Linked DNA regions of Mus musculus: region 1 is linked to region 2. A link is a contact called in ENCODE Hi-C or POLR2A ChIA-PET data. All regions are on one chromosome and are shown on one strand. Each heading gives the region's core, a stretch centred on a gene start or an enhancer-like site at or near the end of the contact. The rest is flanking DNA. Distances are from core to core; before and after follow the strand shown.

Region 1 (6,671 bases), core at 2,894-5,393, 39 kb before region 2:
CAGTGTAGGTACCCCACCCGGACCACTGACACCCTGTTGCCAAGGATATCCAGGCCTGTCTTCCTAGGCCTACGGCCCCTCTCAGGCATCATGCTTCTTCTGGTGCATCAAGAGTCGGTCCTCGTCATCAAAGGTCTGGCCACAGATGGCACAACAGAAGGCGCCATCCCGGATGTGGCTCTTCCGGTGTGTGATAAGATTGGACTTCTGACTGAAGCTACGATCACAGTCGGGGCAGGCGTAGGGCCGCTCGCCTGTGTGGATGCGCCGGTGGGACACCAGGTTGGACTTCTGACTGAAAGCTTTGCCACAGTCGGGACACACATAGGGTTTCTCGCCTGTGTGGATGCGTCGGTGCGCAGCCAGGTAGGGCTTGTGGCGGAAAGCCTTGCCGCAGTCCGGGCACACGAAGGGCCTCTCTGGTGCATGGTCTCGCCGGTGGGCTGCCAGGTGGCTGCCCTGTGAGAAACGGCGACCACACTCCTCGCAGGCGAAGGGACGTTCGCCGGAGTGCACGCGTGAGTGCGCCACCAGGTGCGTCTTCTTGCCGAAGTTCTTGCCACACTCTGTGCAGGCGAAGGGCCTCTCCCCTGTGTGCTGCCTCTGGTGTAGCCGCAGGAAGCGCTCCAGCCGGAAGCTGCGGCCGCAGTCGGAGCAGCTATGCAGGAGCGCAGGTGCCTCAGCTGGGGTCCGCGGGGACCCCAGGGGCACCCCAAGTGCAGGTTGTGCCATAGGCTCTGCTGCAATCTGGTGACTCTCGGGGTGTGGGGCAGCCTGCGCTGAGACCTCCAAGCGCTTGTGGATTTTGCTGTGCGACAACAGGTTGGGTTTGTGGCGGAAGCGGCGGCCACACTCGGTGCATGGGTAGGGCTTCTCGCCGGTATGTATGCGCCGGTGCGAGGTCAGGTAGGGCTTGTTGGTGAAACGCTTCCCGCACTCTGGGCACTGGTGTGGTCGCTCACCAGTGTGCACGCGGCGGTGGGCGATCAGATTGGGCTTGTGGCGGAAACGCTTGCCGCAGCAGGCACACTGGAAGGGGCGGTCCACAGCGTCTCCACCAGGCCTGGGAGCTGCGGGACGTCCTCGTGGGCGAGGACCCAGGGCTTTGGCTGCTGCCTCCTCCAAGGCCTCAGCCACGTGCACCCGCTTGTGAACAACCAGTTGGTCCCATTGGGCAAAGCTCCGGCCACAGTTGCCGCATATGAAGGGCCGGGCCTCAGGGACAGGGGGCTGGCACCTTCGCAGATGAGCTCGAAGCTGTTTTTGTCGCCAGAAGCGTCTGTCGCATTCAGGGCAAGTGATGGGCCGCTTTGAAGCTGAGTGAGCCCGCAGATGCAGAACCAGGGCTACCCATCCTCGGAAGCTATGCCCACATAGGTGGCAGATGAAACCCAGGTCGGGGACTGCAGAAGCATGAACCTGAAGATGCAGCGCTAAGAAGGGGGCGTGGCGAAAGCGCTGGTTGCATTCATGGCAGGGCAGAGGCAGCCGGGCCTGGCACCGCCGAGCATGAAGCCACAGGGCCACCCAGCCCGGGAAGCGCTTCCGACAGTGGGCACAACGATGGACCTTGCCTGGGGTTTGGCCTCTTGGCTGAGCTGATTTGCCCTGGTACCTCAACCCTCTGTCGGGCTGGGAGGACTCCTGGGAGGGCCCAGAAAAGAGCCAGGGCTGAGCTGGGCCCATGGCCGTGGGGCCCCTGCAGCGCTGTTCCAGCATCGGTTCTTCCTCTGCTGAGGGTGGAAAAGCACAATCACCGCAGGAACACTGTTGTCAATCCCCAGGCCAGTGTGTGCTCCCAGTTTCTCCCTTCCCACCCCATGGAAGAAGAACGCCTCCCTCTAGGAACTGCCCTCACGGTTCTATCTTAGGGAATAGCTTTGTATCTTTATTGCCCTGGAAACTTCTAGAAGGGAGACATGTTGGTATTCCTTGGGATTCTCCCATAGTATCTACCTTGTGTCAGGAGGTCTTACAGAAAATATTCTTGAATATTCCTACTGTACCCTACATATCGCAACCCCCCTATTGCCTTTCCCTGTGGCAAGCACTTTCTTCTACCACACCAGAGCTCCCTAATTGGCACATGAAGCAAGTGTGGGGCATAAAACAGTGGTAGGACTTGCCTGAGGTGATACTGTAAACGATGAGCAAACCAAAGGTGGGGGGGGGGGGCAGGACGGGATGGGGGGAGGTTTGGGGCGGACACACAAGACAGGATCTTGTCAACACCCAGGCCACTGTGTGCTCCGCATTAACACCTAGGTGTGTGGAGATCTCCTCAAAAACCATCTGACTAAAACCTTGAGGAAGGTACTTCCAGCCTCCCCAGCTCAGCTCTAAGCCTGGAGAGCAAGTGAAAACAGCCTTTCTTCAGACCTGGGAGGTGGGCAAGGTGCCTCTACTAGCACAGACTAACACCAGGCCACCACCTGTCCAGACTACCCACAGTCTGCCTGCCAGCCCTTCTCCACCCACACCCAAGCAATTGCAACTGGGACATTGGGGGGAGGGGGGAGAGGCAAGCACTTCTCAATCCAAGGAACACCCACAGTCTGCTGCCCCTCCCCTGGAGTGAGGGAGAACCCTGGCTCAGCATCTCTTAAGGGGGCTAGGGATTACTGGGGTAAAGAAAGGGGTGGGAAGAAGAGATCATAATCTCTGTCCCTTGCCTGGTCCTGCCCAAACCGGGCCAAGGACTGCCCCACTTCAGCTATACCCCACAGGGGAACCCAGATTCCTGAGAGCCTCCTACACAGAGTCAGTTCAGGGGTGGCAGTAAGACTTCCCAGGGACCTTTTCATGTCTGTTCGTGGCCTCTGTCCGGGCAAAACCTCCTGAATTCCTTTACAGCCTGCTCTCTTTTGGGGGACTACAGACATGACTCAACCCCACCAACCCCCAACTCCCACCCCCGCCTGAACCCAGGGAAGACTCCATGATAGGAGAATGGATTCCTTCCCCAGTACATCCCTGTCCTGCAAGTATAGGAGACATGAGCGCTGGAGTTATGGGTTGGTTTGAGGGCACAAGAAAGGCCAAACTCTACCCTGAAGACTGAAGAGCTGGGGGTGAGGCTTTTTCCAGCTCCTTCTGGGGATGTTCCTGGGGAGACTTCGGCTGCTTCGGCCCACACTTCGGTAGCCCCCGGATGACAGAGAAAACTGTAGCAATAAAGACATCCCTATCCCCATGGCAGAGCTCAGACCTCTAACTGCTGAGAGGTCAGCCTTACCTGGGGAAGGGAGAGAAAAGAACGAGTGTGAGGCTCTGCGCTAAGCCAGGGCAGGTTTGTGTCATCACCCAGTCTCTCCCAGATTCAAGGCTACAGAGTTCAGCCTTGAACTCCATACCCAGCCTGGTCGAATGACCTAGCGGACACTGAACTAAATAAAGCATGAGCATGACCCTTTACTGAGGAAGCACAGTGCTGCCTTTGGAGGCCACCTCCTAGCCTGGTAGGGCCCCAGAAGAATAGCCTCCTCCATCTGTTGCAAGGCTCTTTCTCAGTGGCCAAAGGGCTGCCTAGGCAGTAACTCTGGAATCCCTATTGCCTCCCCTTCCCCCACTCTCCGCGCAACATAAATTCCAGGCCTGTCTCCCGAGGGTCTACGCAGGGAGCGCCAGAGTGCCCAGGACTCTCCAGAATTTCCTTGGTCATCTAGGGCAGCCCCGGGTGGCAGCAGGCCCACACACTCCCCCTTTGTATAGATGCGTGTCCTCCGTCCACATTTGCTGGCTCGCTGGACCGGTTCGGACCAGCCAGTGGGCCATCTCGGGTCCCACGCACAGCGCAGCCCGCGGAGCCTGTGCGCAGGTGCGCTCGCCCCGCGCCTCAACACTCCCCCCCCCCTTTCATATTCCGCGCGCGCGCGCGAACCCCACAGCCGCACACACTCACGGTCACGCGCCCCACAGGTGGAGCTGCCCTCGCACGCCCTCGGTGGCCCCTGCGCCCTTACTCGACCCATACCTCTCCCGCGTGCCCTCCAGGGACGCAGCGCCCATCCATAGAGCACCAGGCCGGCCTCTGCGGCCGGTTCCCCGCCCCGCAGCGGCGACAGCGGCAGGTTCGAGTTCACAACTGCCAGGCCCGTCCCCAACCTCCCCCCACGCGCTGGGTTCCCAGCTCCACGTGACTACAGGAGCTGCGGAGGGTCAGTCTCGGCTAGGCGGCCGCGGCCTGGGGGCGGGGCGGGCCAGGTCACCCCGCTGCACTGCCGCTCCGGCACAAGGCCAGGGAGGGCCCCCGGCTCCATCGCCATGGCAGCCACCAGCTCCGGTTTGGCCACCGGCCCGAGCTTCAGTTTCCTAACCCTCTGCCCAGAAAAGGATGCTCGCCCCTGGGCCACCTTGTGGCCAGGCTGTGGTCACTGTGTTTGGTCCACCCTTACTGTCTTTTTCAAAACTCAGAGCCAGAGAGAACTAGACAGGGCACCAACGGTTCTCCTGGCGTCGAGCCTGGGGCTTTGCCCAGTCCGCTCTAGCTTAGGGCTGGAACACAGCACCACGGCAACAGAGCGCATCTGGATGAAGAATGAATGGCCCGCAACTGTGAATTCTGCAAGGCCCTCTATTCCCACAACTAAGATCCGGAGTGGCCTAAGCTCTAGAGATGCAGGCCGGGCCCAGGTGGCTGTTGGCACAAATGGGTCGTTTACCCTTGGAAACGCACAGCAGCCAGTGTGGCGTCTGCGGAGGCAGGTGCAAGCCTGTGGCCATGACTCACCACCCACTAGCAGGTGGCCTTGGCTTTCCAAAAGAACCCCATCTTGGAACTTCCAGACCAGTGCAATTTCGTGTCCTTTCATGCTTTCAACAGAGACAAGCTTTGAATTGTACAATTATTTTAAAAAAAAACACTTTTAAAATCTCTCCCAAGGGCCATCTAGCCCTCTCATATATTAGCCTCCTAAAGCCAATTACATTCGGTGTTTGACATACTCGAGTGTTCTGAATAGTATTTTATATTGGGGAAGCCTGGGTTATCCCTTGCAACTGTACATGCTGGCTCTTCACTTAAGATATTGTAAGTTTTCTCCCATTTCGTTGTTCTCTTATATATTATATTAAAACATATATATATATATATATATATATATATATATATATATATAGTTTAATGGCTGTATAAATATGCAAATCGATTACATATTTTTCCTATGTCCTTATAGATTAATGTCTCATTACCCATGTCCAGGTTCAAACTTTTGGAGGTAGAAACAGATGGTCAAAGACAAGATTCATCAGTTATCCCTGAGAAATGACCATTTTTTTCCATTTCCTTGACAACATGGGCTATTTTCCCAAATTTAATTAAAATGACTGTTTGCTTCAATTTTTGCTTCTTGGGTTGCTGGTTTCCTGACTTGTTTGTTTTGTGTGATTTTTTTTTTAAACCAGTTTATGCTATGACTACTGAGAATTTATCTTTGCCTGACTTTCTATTTGCTCACTTTCAAGGCTGGGAAGTTGGGATGGTTGTTTGGGTTTCATGCTTAAAGATGTTCATTTGTCATATGTGTGGAAAATATTTTCCCCAAAAGATTGTTCTTTGGGGGTGTAGGGGTGGGAGGCAAGGTCTCACTGTGCAGACCCCACTGGCCTCATACCCAAACCCGGTGGCCTGTCTGCCAAGTGCTGGGATCACAGGCATGCCCACCTCACTTAGCAACGCTAATTTCTGAAGTGATAAAATTTTGGCTTTATGTGCTAAAACCTGCCCATCCTTTTCTTTCTGGTGTGCACCTTTCTGTTTGTGTTTGGAGAGTGATCTTGCCCAGGCCACGCTACTCTTTATGATGATAGTTTCACTGCAGACGGTGGATTTTAACACTTCACGGTTTCAGTATTCCCTACGATGATTCTGTCTTGTTTTGATTTTCAAATTCCTTGTCTAGAACTGCTCCTCTGTTTTTCCACATGAACTTTAGAACGTGTCAATATTATGAAACCCTGTTTGTGTTTGGAGAGAGTGGAGATGTGCATCTCTGCACTATGTGGGTCATACTTCTCCTCTTACTGTGGAGTCCTTAATAAGTGGGAAGTACAGCTGAGATTATAGAGATTCCCTCACCACAAATATAGAAGGGGCATCGGCAGAGCATGTGTCCAGCACAACAGTGTGTTGCAGAAGAGCATGCAGTAAGACCCACTGGTTTCACCTGCATGTTTTATAGGGATGCTTAAACCCTCAGGAAGACTTGATTTTTATGTCCAGTGTGGTGATAAACTCTTCAAATACACAACTCATTTCATCCCCTCAATATCCCTATGAAACAAACTCTCTGCTCCTCATTTTACAAATGACATTCTGAGCCTGGGAGATGTTCAGAGGCTTGCCAGGGGCCACACAGCTGCATGGTGGGTGGGTGATGAGAACACAGCAGCACTACCCAGCCTCACCCTTAACCACTGCAGTTTTATGTGTGGGCAGTGCTAGTTTATGTATACCACAAATATTTAATCAAAATGAAACATCTTCTATTCTGTAGGCACTGAGTCTTCTCATGACCTATGCTGGCTTCCCAGAATGAGAGAAAATGGTGAGAGGCTTTTAACTGTAGTATATCGTCACTGGAAATAAAAGTCCTGGTTAATGATTTCTGAGTGGCTGGCTGGCTGTTGAAAAGCTAGAATTGAGGTGTTGTGGGAGAAGATGGGAGAATTCA
Region 2 (6,359 bases), core at 2,915-5,414:
CCGACTGTGAGCACCCAGAAGCTAGCAAGCCGCATCTCTGCATAGCAAAAGGTAAAATTGCAGGAGCAACGAGCTCAAAAGCCTGCATACTGACACAGAGGGTGTCAAACATTGCAGACAACTGGAGAAAGCAGAGCATTTCTAAGAGGAGACAAATGAGCTCTTAGACTCTCCTGGGAAATGGCTCAGAGGGTTAATTAAGAGTCAGTGGCTTTAAGCTTCTCTCATAAAACTCAGCCAGCCACGGTAAGACCAAATGAATGAAGGCCCATGAGACTTCACACTTGTAAAAGAACTGGACAAAGCTCTGAGTGCAAAAGACCATTCATGGCCCAGAACTACTCTCAGAAGTCAGAGTGAGGAAACTCATATCTTATGACTGAAGAAACTGCAACCCAGACCATTAGCTCCAGAAGCCTCCAGAAGCCTCCAGAAGCTGTCAATGAAGATATAGCACAAGGCATTAAAACTAGGCACCAGCACCAAGAGTGGTGTCAAAAGGGGAGAAACTTGCCTGTTAGAGCTGCAGCATGGACTACACCCCAAAACCTCCATCTACAGACCTGTTAGGCCACTGGGGCACAAACCCTGTTCTGTTTCTAATCCCTGGTACTATATAGTTGCTCTTGGATCCATTCAGTTATTTAACAAAACTGCATGGAAGTACTACGATCCCACAGGATACTCAAGACACACATATAGGCACCAGGAATGGCTGCACATGACTATAACTGCAGCCATTAAAGATTAAAGCTCCTGATGCAATAATCCAAGCTTACAATCAGTAGACAGAATGCAAGCCATTACAGTGAGAGACTCCACGTATCTTTAGTCTGAGGTACCTCCTGGAAGCCTCCTTCCTCCCAGTGTTTTGCTCCATTTTCTATGCTTGAAATCACAACAAGAGTGCACATGCAGCACTTGGGAGGCAGAGGCAGAAGCTCAGGCATAGGCTAGCCAGGACTAAGTATTAAACATAAAGTTTGGAGTGGAGGCATACTCGGAAGCAGAGGCAGGATGATCTTTGTGAGTTTGAGGCCAGCTTGGTCTACAAGCAAGTTCTAGGACAGCCAGAGCTACACAGAGAAACTCTTGTCTCAAAAAACAAAACCCAAAACAACAACAACAACAACAACAACAAAAAGTGGAAGGAGGAGTTGTTGGGAAACTCAGCGAGAGAGTGCTTGCCTGGTACATGCAATGCCCTGGGTTCAATCTCCAGTACCAAAACCCCCAAGTACAAGAGTAATTGTCTGGTTGACAAGTTCAGCTCAAACCTCTCTCCTAGTATCTGTATTAGGGTTTCTATTGTTGTGATGAAACACCATGACCAAAAGGTAACTTGAGGAGGAAAAGGTTTATTTGACTTATATTTTCCAAACCCTCACTGTTCCTCACTGAAGGAGGTCAGGACAGGAACTCAAGAAGGGCAAGAACCTGGAGGCAGAAGCTGATACAGAGGACATGGATGGGTGCTACTTACTGGCTTGCTCCTCATGGCTTGCTCAGCCTGCTTTCTTGTAGAAACGAAGGCTGCCAGCCCAGGAGTGCACCACCCAGAATGATCACTAATTAAGAAAATGTCTTACAGCTGGATTTTACAGAGGCAATTTTCTCAAGTGAGGCTCCCTCTCGGATGACTCTAGCTTGAGTCAAGTTGACATAAAAACAGCCAGTACAAGGGCCTGGATTCAATCCTTAGCGCGCGCGCACACACACACACACACACACACACACACACACACACACACACACAGAGACAGAGAGACAGAGAGAGAGAGGTGGGAACAATTCAGGGGTAGATTATCTGGAGCTGGGAAGCAGAGGACAAAGGGACAAAGAGACCCCTACTAGTCCTATTTACTTACAAAGGTCTGTGCACATCAACTGAGTGTGAAGTTCTTTTGGAACAGATCTTCAGGAATGATGAGCTCTAGGAGTAGAGGGTGGCTGCCTAGATACGGCTGACAACATGGAGCGGACAGAGATGGGACAGGCCCCGTGATAACTGAAACACAATGGGAGAAGCACAGGAAAACATTAGAAAGGGATTCTGGGGAAAGCAAGAGGAGAGAATTTACAGAGCGATAGCTTCAGTCATGGCCCTGCAGCGAGAAGCGTGGCAGAGGTAGAGGGGACTTACTCCAGGACCTCCTCAGACACCAAAGACACAGATCAAGGGACACTGTACAGAACCCACACGCCTGCCTCCCCGTTCTGTATCACCAACGAAGTTGAAAACACTGTATTGCTTCAAGACTCAAAACAAGAAAAAGGTTTGTGTTCAGTACTTGTTTCTAGTTTGTCGTTTGTTTTTCTGAAAATCCAGTCCTAATGGTTATAGAACTCGTAGGTACAACACCTTTGGCAGGTCCACTGGAGCGCTGAGAATACTGGAATGCTGGAGGGGTAGAGGAGGGAAAGACTTGGAAGTGTTTCTCAGATGGAGTACAGGGGCCCAGGCAAACAGGAGTAAAACACACCACAGGAAAGAGGTGAAATACGAGGTAAGACACACGGGAAAGGTTTGGGGTGCGTGAAAATAGCAAGGAATCTTATTTTTCCTGACAGACGAGGAAACAGAATGGCCTGCAGGCGTGCAAGCCAATGAAGGGAGGTCGTGGGAAATGATAACTGTCCACAGTCCAAAGCCTATGCGTCCCCCAGAGAAGCCACATAGCTGTAAAACCAGCAACCTGCAGATGAGTAATTTTTGGCATCTGTTCACCTGGACTAGGAGATGCCTCAGCATGTACCCTGTGTTGGCTGATTAGATTAGAACTTTCTCTTGACTATTTTGTCAGTCCTTTTCAGGAGCATGCCCAGATGGGACCTGGCTCCCTAATTCTACCCTGTTACACCGCACAAACATACATCCAGGGGCATTCCACAGTCCCACTCTGTGCAAGCTTGCCAGCCTCCTCTCCTCTCACATTCCTACACCTGGGGAAGAAGGAGCTCTAGTCTCCCACACAACCAGAGAATTTAAGCCAGTCAGTGTGAGATGCCAAAGCTTTTAAATTCAGACTCCATTTTAGAGAATCTGACCTAAGCTTGAACTCAGGTAGACTACAGGCCGGTATCTAGCATTAGTATCCAAGTTGTCCCCACAACAAAACCTGAGCCTAGCTCGTCTCTAGGCTAATCCCCAACAAGAGCAGAGTTTCCAAGTTACACCCCTAACAAGACCAGTATCTCCTGGTTATTCCCCCAACAAACCTGCACCCCAGGTTGCAAGCCCAACCCTTGCCTAATGACCACCCATGCAGAGGGGAGCAGAAGTTAAGTTTATGATGTGACTCCCAGCACCAGCCAGTTATATTAAAGGCCAAAGTAGCTTTCCATTTAGATGCTCGCATTCGTATTCCATGTTTGGTGCTTACTATAAAGCCTTGCCACATAGACATTCGGGGCTCCTCCCCCACCAAAACCGTCCTGTGTGAGGGTGGTGCATTGGGGGGGCTTGAGCTAGCTCGAATAGAATAAAGACCCTGCTGTGAGTTGCATCAGATCAGCTCCTGTGTGTGTGTGTGTGTGTGTGTGTGTTTGGCGGGGGGGGGGGGGGGGTCACTAACTTTTCCCTGGCACAACAGTGGAGGATGTTTTAAACAACACTCCGCCATCTTCTGAGCTCACATAGCCAAAGTGACAAAAGCCACGGATAAGTTCCTGCTGGGAGACTACACTTCCCAGCTTCCTTTGGGGACTACTGAAGTCATTTCCACCCATTTCTGACCCCAATAAGGGGCCGCATCCTTCTTCCTTTGTAGGCATTTTTGCCATTTGCATATCTTGTGACAAATGCTCCCTCACCGAGAATAAACAAGACCAAAACTTTTTCCGCCTTTTTCTCTACGGCTGCTCTTTTAAAATAATCTATCACACTAGCGGAACCCTTGTTGTTATGTATACCAAGAGGCTGTGATTGTGGGATAGGAAATCCAATCCTAATGTCTCCTGGCCACCAAGGCAGCACCCACCTCACCGGCCGCGATTGTTACCGGTTAAAGCGTTCTGTCTGTTAACTGCACTCAGAGCAGTGCCTGGGGCTGAGGGCGTGGCCACTAACCGCGGGCGGTTCCAGAAGAATCCAGCATCCCCCAAACAAACAGAACACGCAACTCGGTTTCTGGCGCAGGCCCAGCCGACCCGGAACCTGCGAAAGGCCGGAAGGGGCGGGGAGTGGTGCGACGCAGAAAAAGTTGTTTTTAAGGGACGCGCTGCGGCTGGCAGGGTACGCAAGTGACGCAGATTACACAACCAGAGGAGCTTCTAGCTCTTTGTGCTGGAACCCGCGGCCAGTGCTGCTGGAGGATTTTGTTCCTGTTAGTTTGGTCATTAGCACATTTGACAGAGCGACGTTGGGAAAGGCATTTATGGTTCCTTAACGAATGTGTTCTGTGACATTCAGTATGCTAGGCTGCAGGCCAGTGGTGACCTAGATTTTCTAACCCGATAAACGGTGCCTGGTACGTGCTCGCCCACCCCTCTCCGAACCCTGCCCCTCACAGCGGTGCAGTCATGCTCACCGCCTAGGACTGCAGACAAAAGGTGCCACAATAACGATAAGAAGGACCCCTTGTGGGAACCTTACCCGTATTTTTAGAAAACTACATCAGAATGTTTCCTGAGATAAATGTGCACTGCCTAGTGATATTCCCAAAGGCCTTGCCCCCAGAGATGTCACCAACGCAAACTGCCACCTTTGTAAATGACATTGTCCAACGGATAAAGAGGTCACCTTAACTAGGCACAGGGGAGAATGCCTCTCACTTTCTTTCACAGGCCACTTGGAAATGTCTACATTGGGAGGGTTTTCCATCTCCTGATGCTTTCTGTGCACTCAGACAAAGCAATCCCAGTTCAGTCCACACCCTTCCAGCCTGGGCTGGCTAAGTATAGGCACAGTTTTGTTGTTGTTCACATCTTTGCACTGTATCACAGTGCAAAGTCCTTAATGAATACGTGTTTGATGACGTTCAGTGTGCTAGGCTGCAGGCCAGTGGTGACCTAGCTTTTCTAATCCGTCAAATGGTGCCCGGTATCCATTTGATCTCCCTTGAACTTCTCCATGTGATGGACCAGCCTGAGTCTATTTTAAGATTAGAAGCTATAAATGTTCCTTCTAGGAAGGTGTGGAACCCCAAGAACCGCACAACTCTTAGCAGAGAGAGTGTCCCAATGGTAGACATGGTAGCCTAGGAACCACACAGCTCAGAGGTAGGACAGTGTCCCAATAGAAGAGCGTCCTGAGACACAGGAGCCCAGGAACCACATAGCTCTGAGAGGAAGCCTCCTCAGCAAGAGGCACTGCAGCTCCCAGGGAAGGGTATACCCAGCTGAGCTCTGGAGCCTCAGCCCCGCTCCACTTCTCTTCATTGCTTCTTTGCTTCTTCTGATGCTAAAAAACAAAAACAAAAACAAAAACATCACATCAGGAATCAAATCTCATTTAAAAAAAAACAAAAACAAAAAAAAAAACAAAATAGGGAGGGTCCAGGGAGAGAGGGGACAAATCCAGGAGTGGCTGCCTCTGCTTCCAGGAGCAGACAGCAAGGCTGTTGAACAAAGGGCAGGGCTTATATAGGATTTCTTATGGATGGAGCTTTTCAGGGCAGAGATTTCCAGGTTGAGGATTGGTGGGATTTCAAGTCCTGAGCTTGGAGAGCTCAGAGATTGGTGAGGTTTCCTATTCTGGGATTGGTGGGGGTTTGTGGGAAGCTCAGGGATTGGTGGGTTTTTTTGCTCAGGGACTGGAGGCATTTTTCACCTCCCTTTCCCTGCTTTGGGCCCATGGCTGAGGCGACATCACTGCTGAGCTTCTTGGGAGTCTGAAGAAGAGGTGTCGCCACCGTGGACAGCTCCTGCGCTGGTATTTCATGAAAGTGGTAGGCTGAGTCAGGAAAGAAAGTGCCACCACCATGGACAGCTCCTAGGACTGCCTTAGGCAAGTCACTTAAGAACTACTGAAGCCATCTCCTTAAAAGGTGGAAGAAAGTTCATTCCTGTTTGCTGTAAAACTTGGATTTGACCCTGTCTTGACCCTTTTCTGGAATTTTTCCACACCCTTATACCGAGACCTCCACCCTGATAATATACGATGCTCTGCCAAATAATTTTGAGATGTTCTGCCAAGTTTCTATGTAACCAAAAATCCTTGGAATCCCCTATCTTTGAAGTTTTGGGGCTACTAAAAAAATACCTCAATTTTCCTATGTTCAGAGCTGTCCTCTCAAACCCCACTTTAGGGAGACAGCTTGCTTAATTCAACCAAAAAATTTGAGTTGGTGGTCATTACTTTCGCTAGGTGGAATTAGCACTTATTTCAAAAGTGGAGTGCTCATTTCTCCATGACACAA

What was found. Hi-C counts contacts between places; a loop is a spot of excess contacts on that map. ChIA-PET counts read pairs that join two places held with the same protein, here RNA polymerase II (POLR2A).
Region 1: a loop to region 2 is called in a map of gastrocnemius, with 4 times the contacts of the local background. The contact joins the promoter of Repin1 here to the promoter of Lrrc61 in region 2. A Hi-C loop is called at or near these places in 12 of 37 maps with a recorded cell type or tissue (T-helper 17 cell, adrenal gland, gastrocnemius and 2 more). POLR2A ChIA-PET finds 5 or more read pairs at or near these places in 3 of 5 experiments (Patski and embryonic stem cell).

What each region holds. Positions count from the first base shown.
Region 1 is chr6:48,591,355-48,598,025 of GRCm38, reverse strand. Repin1 (replication initiator 1) reads right to left here and starts at 4,143. Exons shown (of 3, transcript NM_001079901.1): 1 at 3,974-4,143; 2 at 3,050-3,235; 3 at 1-1,733. The coding sequence starts at 3,194. The coding sequence ends at 82.
Region 2 is chr6:48,552,604-48,558,962 of GRCm38, reverse strand. Lrrc61 (leucine rich repeat containing 61) reads right to left here and starts at 4,164. Exons shown (of 3, transcript NM_177736.3): 1 at 3,981-4,164; 2 at 1,869-2,008.